2 separate regions of the Homo sapiens genome follow, and region 2 is linked to region 1. Evidence: chromatin contacts called from ENCODE Hi-C data. All regions are on one chromosome and are shown on one strand. Each heading gives the region's core, a stretch centred on a gene start or an enhancer-like site at or near the end of the contact. The rest is flanking DNA. Distances are from core to core; before and after follow the strand shown.

Region 1 (4,030 bases), core at 698-3,197:
GTCTTTTGAGAGGCTTCCTAAACAGGCATTCTCTTACCAGCAAATGGAGTGATATTCCCTCAGATGTCATCAGTGTCATGTCCAGTGGCAGACAACAGGGCTTTTTCATGGTCTCTTTGGTGTGTGTGTGTGTGTGTGTGTGTGTGTGTGTGTGTGTGTGTGTGTGTGTGTTTAAAGCTGCTTCTAAAATATCATCACTTATTGCTTCTCAGCCTTTTGGCTAAAATCAAGTGTAAAATATCACCACTTTAGAGCTAAAAGAAAAGGGATCAAAATTCCACAACTTGGTTTGAAAAAAAAGTGAGAATCAGCAATGATTGTGCCCACAGAAATGCCGAGGCAGGCGAGTGGTCTCTGTGCATCTTTAGGGGGCTCCAGGGCCTGGCCTCCCCACCAACTTTTCTTCCCAGAAGGCAATGTGCCTGATAGAAAAGAACTAGAATCAACAAGGAGAACGTTTTTTTTTAAAGAATCAGAACTCTCTGTTCTTTTTTCTGCCTAGACTTGTTTTACTCCTTCCTTGTTATTCCTGGAAAAATGCTGTTGTAATCATCTCTTCCAAAGTGAGTTACTCTGCTCTGTCTTAAGGGGAAAAAATGCTCTTCCCCAAGGAACAAATAAAATAAATGCCTTCAGTCCTTGTTCACCAAAATTGCCCTGTGTCGGCTGAGATCATTCATCATTATCTCTCCAAGTCTTGATGGGCAAAATTTTCTTCACACAAAGTAACCAGACCCTGGGTTTCAGTGCTCACTTAATACAAGCCAGTCCTTTGTGGTAAAAAATAAGCATAAATCCTATCGATCTGTGTTTTTGATGGGGCCTTTTTCTGTCTTCTTTCAAGCTTTGCCACTGGCTGTGTGGTGAATGGGGGAGACGTGCGGTGCTCCTGCAAAGCTGGGTACACAGGAACACAGTGTGAAAGGTAAGGTGGGCGCCCCTCCCGCCTCAGCCTGCAGAGGGGGCGGGGAGGGCTGTGGGTGGGGCTGCCAGGTGCTGGCACAGAGCTAGGGGTGGGGCTGGGAGTTTGACTGAGGCCTGGAAAAAGGTCTCTTGGGAAAAATACAAGACTGCTCACCTAATAAATCATTAATATCATTCTCTTTCCTGCTTTGTACGTTTCAGAAAACTGAGAATGAGGCACAACGCATACACTCACCCACAAGTAGCTCTACCTACATCCCCCCAACACGCACCCCTGTGTACCTCAACCCCCGACACCTCCCTACCTACCCCTCCTCCACAATGATCTCTGCATACCCCCTATTTCGACATGTCCCTTCCACATATCTCCACATACACCTGCCCTCAACGTATCCCTACTTACCTGTACACATGTACAACTGTCTACACTCTTCCGTACACACACATATCCACAGCCCTAGCCTAGATAGCCCCCCCACCCCCCCACCCCCACCCCCACCCCACACACACCCCTCTATCCCCACACTATATTTTGAACACTTTCAGGACAATCTATGTCTTGTTTATTTCGGAATCCCTGGTTCCAAGAATGGTACTGTTCACATAATAGGTGTTCGGTAATGTTTGTGAAACAAAATAATAAATGTTGTGGAATGGAAACTGTAAAATTAATGACAAAGGGCTGCAGAACCAAGCTTTAGTTATTCATGGACAATTTTCATGATTAGCCACTATGCATAGGACACTGCCAAGTACTGAGAAAGATATAAAAGATACTTATAACCTAGCTGAGAAGAAAGCACACACATATTTGGGAAAGTAACAGTATGAAAAATGAATCATATGGTTTACATATTTTAAAATTTAAAATAACTTTCTCATAAAATCAATACATATTTATTATAAAATGATGAAAAACAAACGAGCAGAGAACCAGTGAGGGCCCCCCTACAACCTAGCCCTGTGCACTCAAACGCTTTCACATACAATCCTATTCATAATCATTTTGTCTACAGAAAGCCACTGTTAAAAAGCTGGCTGTTTGTTCCTACAAATCATTTCTAAATGTGTGAACCCTTAAAAAAAAAAGTAGATTCCTGTTTTACTTTCTGTTTTGACTTGTTTTCTTATCTAATACTATGTTAGTAATATCTCTCCATATCAGTAAGTATTCACTGATAACATCACATCAATGACCAAAAATTTCCACTGGGTTTCCATTATCTCCTACTCTTGGTCTTGGAGATCCTTTTACTGTTCTGCATTTAAAGCAACACTAAAATTAAATCCTTGCAGCTTAATATTTGTGTATGCATATCCTCAAGGTATAATTGTAAAAGTGGATTCTTTGGGTCAGAGGATAGGTTTTCCAGGCTTTTAATACTTTTTGCAAAATTGCCCTCCAGAAAAGTTTATATTCTTACAGCAGCAAAAGAGAATGAGTGACTACCTACCACAATGGATATTGGAAAGGATCAATATTTTAAATATTTGCTAATTAGGGCCAAGCATGGTGGCTCAAACTTGTAATCCCAGCACTTTGGGAGGCCAAGTTGGGAGGATTATTTCATGTGATCCAGAGGTTAGAGACCAACCTGGGCAGCATAGAGAGACCTCATCTCCATAATTTTTTTTTTTAATTAGCCAAGTGTGGTGGTGTGTGCCTGTGGTCCCAGCTACTTGGGATGCTGAGGTAGGAGAACCATATGAACCCAGGAGTTCGAGGCTGCAGTGAGCTATGATCGCACTACTGCATTCCAGCCTGGGCAACAGAAAAAAAAAAGCCAATTTGATAGAGAAAAATTGTGTATCATTTTAATTTACATTGTTTTGTTTAAACTTTAAAAGAGTTTGACTAATTTTTGTTTAACCGGAAAATGAATTCAACCAGATTTCAAGTAAGGCATAACCACCCTAGACTGGGGTTATCTGAAATGTTTATGGATAAGGTGGGACTTTGGTAGGTCCAAGGGGTTACTAGAACCCAGTGGAGCCAGAAGATGGAAGTGGGAGGCAGGTTAGGTTGGGGAAGCAAGGCAGAAAAGCCCAAGGGGCTGGAAGACACTTGCCATGTGTAGGAGGTGGGGACTGCCTTAGACTGGGGACACTGAGCAGCAGCTAAGGAGCCCAATTCTATGGCAAAAGATGGTAATGGAAGGTTCTTCTGTTTTCCATTTTCCATTTCAGCAAAAGGAGCATTTCTCACACTTGCCTTACACTTATTCAGTTATTCTTTCAATGAAAAATGTATGGAGGTCCTAGTATATATATGTCTGGCACAGTGCTAAGTACTGGAGGCACATTAACAAACAGCACAGACAGTGTCCTCAAGGGCTTTCCAGTCCAGTGGTGGACAGACATCAAAACATGCCATTAAAATAGCGAGAGATGGGAGAACTGGGCTAAGTTGAGCTGCAATTAGGAGGTATATCCAACCAGCGAGAAGGGAAGGATGTGGGGAGTGGGAAAGGATTCTAGGCTCTGAGGTTTAAAAGCCACAGGGGACCAACACCTGGGAGAGGCGTCCTAATTTCATCCTCTTTATGGCTCTTCACAAACAATGAAGCATTAAACAGCAACAGGCTCGGTGAGACATCCATTTGGCAGGCAAAATTTTTAATTAACAGTACTTCTCTCAGCTGATGTTTGTTATATCTGATGTCTCAAGAAAACAAGCTATTATTTCTTTAAAAAATTTTTTGAAGCTTTTTCATGGATAAATGCCATTTTATGTCAACATTTTTCATTTGTTAGACACAGCACCCAGACATCATTCCTGGCACTAGTGATTAACTACACAATGATAAACACAAGGACAGTCAAGGGTGAAAAGCAGGAATATAGATTATGCAGGAGACTAGCTGGATAGAAGCCAGAGTGGCCAGCTGTGGGGAGGGTTTCGCAAAGGCTTTCCAGCCCATGCATGCTCTTACCCCTCTTCTCCCTCAGACACACAGGGCCACACAAGACAAGCCTATTTTCTGCTCTTTATTTGTTGTACCAATGTCATTCGTGAAATCAGGAGGTTTTACTTCAGTCCTTTGGGTTTAGCCACTGCCATAAATTGAGAATAAGAGAACCAGTTATTTCTTATAACCAGTAAGTA
Region 2 (4,030 bases), core at 986-3,485, 130 kb after region 1:
CGAGTACAAGACACAATGTCCTGTGTGCAGGTAGCTTTTCTATTTAAAGTTCATCTTACGTATTACGTATGAAGGATTTAAGACTCTGTTATGCATTGGGAAACTTCCCTTTCTGTTCCAAAGTTAAATGGCCTGCTGAAGGCTCAGCAGTGACTTGATAAATGTTTGAGGAGCACCCCCCTGGCTCATTTTATCTACATAACAGGGATAGGCAAATTACCCTCTCTGTCTCCTTTTTTAATGATTGTTTATCACAGGGGGACACCCTTCCTCTACTAGTAAACCTTCCAGAGTCTTATTGTTACAATTTAACAGTAGAAACGTATTTTGTATCTAGTGTAACAATATTTTTTATTAAAGCAAGAAGGTCATTTTCTCATGCCACCTTACTAGAATGGTGAAAGTTTATCAACAGCTGCCTGATGAGAAATGGTTACTTTGTAGAAACAGATTATCCTGAAGGCCACTCTTGAATTCGTGGCAAGTCTGGATTGTATAATTCAGATATTATGCATATAGGAATTAGAAATATATGCACAGTTAGAAGCCTTCTTTTGGAATATAGGGCAGCTCCCTGGTTGGGATTTGAAACTGTAGCTGCCTTTCTATTGGAAGTATAGTAATAATGTAGCAACAAACTGCCCTTTGGTGGTGCTGAGCCACCATTATGCACTTTGAGGTGTTTTCCCAAAGGTTAGGATAGATTTGTCCTGCTGGAGGGCGCTTCTGCTTTGAACCCAAGTCCATGTGTTTGTAAGTTCGTGATCTTGACCACCTGAAGTCAAGTTCCTGATCTTGGTCTTAGTGCCCAGTGCTCTAGTCTAGCAGCAGTCGCTCCCCCTCCACACACACACACTCATTCCCTTCCTCACTCACTGTTTGCATATGTGACGTGCACTCAGACCTTTAGTTGCTCAGGCACATAAGACAGGCTGTGGGTTAGGTGCCAAAGACATGTGCTAGATATTTCGGTGCTGCAATGTAGGTGTAGGTAAAGCTGATGGTGATAGGGAGGCTGGGAGACATACGCATGGTCCCCTGGAGCCTGTGGAAGAAAAGAGAAGCAGCGTCTAACTCAGCCTGAAGGACAGTTTTGTGGAGGAAATGATGCCTGAGCATTATGATGGGGTAGAAGAGAATCAGTTGAATGAGGAGTTGGGAGGGGCGGGGCAAGGAGAAAAGGAGAATGTGAGAGGTGGTGAGGTTTAAACGGAAACCTAGGAGAGGAAACAGCGGAAAAACCCACGTGGAGACATGAAATGACATTGGGAAAAGAGTGGTCAGAACTGCAGGCTCACAAGTGTTGCTAGGCCGTTGCACTGGATGGCTTGTTCTGCACTTATTTTCTTCCTACCACTGGTCAGTCCATGTTTCCCATGGTCGGTGCTTTCCTCAGGTTTACTTTGCTACTGGGTGTCTCGTCAACTCACTTTTCACCATGACCATTGTCCACAGCGTGGCTGTCACAGCCATAATTCACCGTTGGCTCCTTGGGACTTCAGGATCCTAACGTCACCACCTTTTTTCTCTTTATGGCTTGACATATTACTTTTTAACAGAGGACTGGCAGTAATGAAGCACATGGAGGCCTGAGGAGCGTGAGACGTTTGGAGCTTCTGACCCAAATGAGCTTCGCAGTTCTTATTTCTGCTGCCCTGATGCTGAGCCTCCCTCCTCCCCTCTTGAGGTTACCAGCCCATCTCCCGCTTTAACTCTTGGCATTCTTTTTGATCCTAAGACTTCTGCAGTCTTTACCTCTGCCAGGGCTACTACCAGTTTCTGGCTGTAGATATTTTAAAGAGTCCTACTTACTCATGGTCAACTAAAATAGGAAACATGTATCGTTACTATGAATGTTTATTGGTACATAGTTGCTATGAATTGTGACACTTCCTTTTCCATTTTAAACTATAAAATGGCGAAAATGTATTAAAAAGCAAGAAAAATGTATAGTAAGTAATGTGAGTGTACATCAAAGGAATGTATGGACCCTAAATTGTTTAACACAGTTTTTGGCGCATGTGACAAAGCCATATGAGAAAGCCATAGGATCTGTGGCCTCATTTTGTGAGCATGTTGATTGCAGAGCCAGTGTTACCATACAGATGGTTCCATATAATCCAGGAGTTGGTAAACTATGGCCCGTGGGCCAATTCTAGCCTGACACCAGCTTTTGTAAATAAAGTTTTGAGACACAGCCATGCTCATTTGGTTATGTGTGGTCTGTGGTTGCTTGTGCACTACACCTGCAGAAATGAGTAGTGTCAGAGACCATATGGCATGCAAAGCCTAAAATATCTACTCTCTGGCCTTTTACAGAAAAAGTTTTTTGACTTCTGAGAAAACCTCAGCGCTTCCTGGAGAAACTCAAAGGCGCTTGTAAGAGATGTTGAGTCAGCAGGCCTCTGAGCCTCTTCTCTGCCTAAAACCATGTCAGATTCTTGGGAGGACTGGAAGGACTTGCAGGCTGTCCATGATTTCTAGACAAGTCATCTGCTCACAGACAAGAATGTGTCTCTGCCTTGCTCCTGGAGACGATAGGAGAGTCCACAGATGCAGAGATGTAAGAAAAGGAGAAGAAATGAAAAGCAGAAATGGTTTAAGGGAACTGGCGGGAAAGACAGGAAACTCATCTGTTGACTTTTTCCATCCTCTTCAACTCAGTGGTGTGTTGGAAAAAGGCATCTTTTTTCCCCCAACTATTACACTGTCTGAAAAGGTCCTAATTAAATATTCATTAAAGATTCATTTGGCTTGAGATTCCTTTTAAAATGCCACTGCCTGTAGAATAATAGGAGAGTTTGGAGGAAATTATCAGGAAAAAAATACCTGTGCTATAGTGTAAGTCTCTGTAAGTGTGTACAAGTGTACAAGAAACACTTGTACAAATACACAATGCGAAAGATGTGAGCCTTTAAAAGAATGTGTTCTCTAAGTCACATATGTAGTTATCCCTCAGTATTCATGGGGGATTGGTTCCAGGACCCCCAGCGGATACCAAAATCTGTGGATGCTCAAATCCCTGATAGAAAATGGCGCAGTATTTGCGTATCACCTACACACATCCTCCCATATACCTGAAATCGTCTGGTAACTTATAATACCTAACATCATGTAAGTGCTATGTAGATAGTTGTTATACTGTGTTGGTTAGGGAATAGTGACAAGGGAAAAAGTCTGTATATCTAGTACTAATGCAACCTTTTTTTCCAAGTATGTTTGATCTGCGGCTGGTTGTGGAATTCGCGGATACTGAGGGCTGACTGTATTGTATTAACCGATTGAGTGAGATTACCTTTTTTCCCCTCATTTAGTTGAAAGAAGCTATATTGAGTGAAATAAAGTTTTGATGAGGATTTTTTTTTTAAAGGGAGAGAGAAGTAATATTGAAACATGGAAGCACTTTCTATTCTAGTTACACGAAACCACTTGTAGATCCCCAAACGTGGTATTTCAGGAGCCTAGACCTTTCACGCAGCCTGTTTTAGTTCCTGAAATATCATTTTTGCACCTGGTCTCCTTTCCCAGGGTAATCCTCCTATTTACCCAGCAGCAGCAGTGGGACTGGAAGAGGCTACGAAGGACTCAGGGAGAAGAGAGAGTGTCAAGAAAGTACAGAAAAGTAGATGGCTGTGTGGCAAAGATGAATTGATCTACTTCAAAACTGCCTAGTGCTAGCTCTACCCTGTGAAAGGAGTCAGGTGGGGTAGGGAAGAACTGGTCCCTGTCCTACACAGCACCTCTTTCAGCACGTCCTCTCCTCCCAACACCCTAAATTCGCGAGGCCGCTGCTCATTCTGTAACGTGGGTCCGTTTGGGGGTTGAATAGCCTTTGTGGGCTAACCTGGGGAAAATGCCTTCCAGTTTCTGAACAAGTGACTGCGAATACATGTTTTTATGTAAAATTATTCATGCATTTGCTGTGTAGGAAGAGAAAGTCATGCCTCCTTGAAGTGGATTTGATGATTGAGCTGGGGTTTTGCTTTTTTTCTTTCCTTCTTTTTTTTTTTTTTTTTTTTTTCCGAGACAG

Evidence for each region. Hi-C counts contacts between places; a loop is a spot of excess contacts on that map. Pooled maps may share reads with other maps.
Region 2: a pooled map shows a loop between it and region 1 (2.8-fold over the local background). The contact joins two enhancer-like sites. A Hi-C loop is called at or near these places in 3 of 168 maps with a recorded cell type or tissue (CD4-positive, alpha-beta T cell, CD8-positive, alpha-beta T cell and naive thymus-derived CD4-positive, alpha-beta T cell) and 11 of 50 pooled maps.

What each region holds. Positions count from the first base shown.
Region 1 is chr18:23,883,929-23,887,958 of GRCh38, forward strand. It overlaps LAMA3 (laminin subunit alpha 3), which reads left to right. Exons shown (of 75, transcript NM_198129.4): 41 at 845-925. Among named protein-coding and RNA genes, the nearest start is that of LINC02958, 97 kb to the right of the region's middle. Within about 2 kb of position 1,948, at least 13 of the 41 ENCODE cell types and tissues checked have a DNase peak (open chromatin) inside an H3K27ac peak, as active enhancers do; they include CD8-positive, alpha-beta T cell, where a contact is called at or near this core.
Region 2 is chr18:24,017,541-24,021,570 of GRCh38, forward strand. All of the region lies in intron 1 of TTC39C (tetratricopeptide repeat domain 39C), which reads left to right. Among named protein-coding and RNA genes, the nearest start is that of TTC39C-AS1, 4.1 kb to the left of the region's middle. RefSeq lists enhancers at 2,458-2,507, 2,528-2,617. Within about 2 kb of position 2,236, at least 5 of the 41 ENCODE cell types and tissues checked have a DNase peak (open chromatin) inside an H3K27ac peak, as active enhancers do; they include CD8-positive, alpha-beta T cell, where a contact is called at or near this core.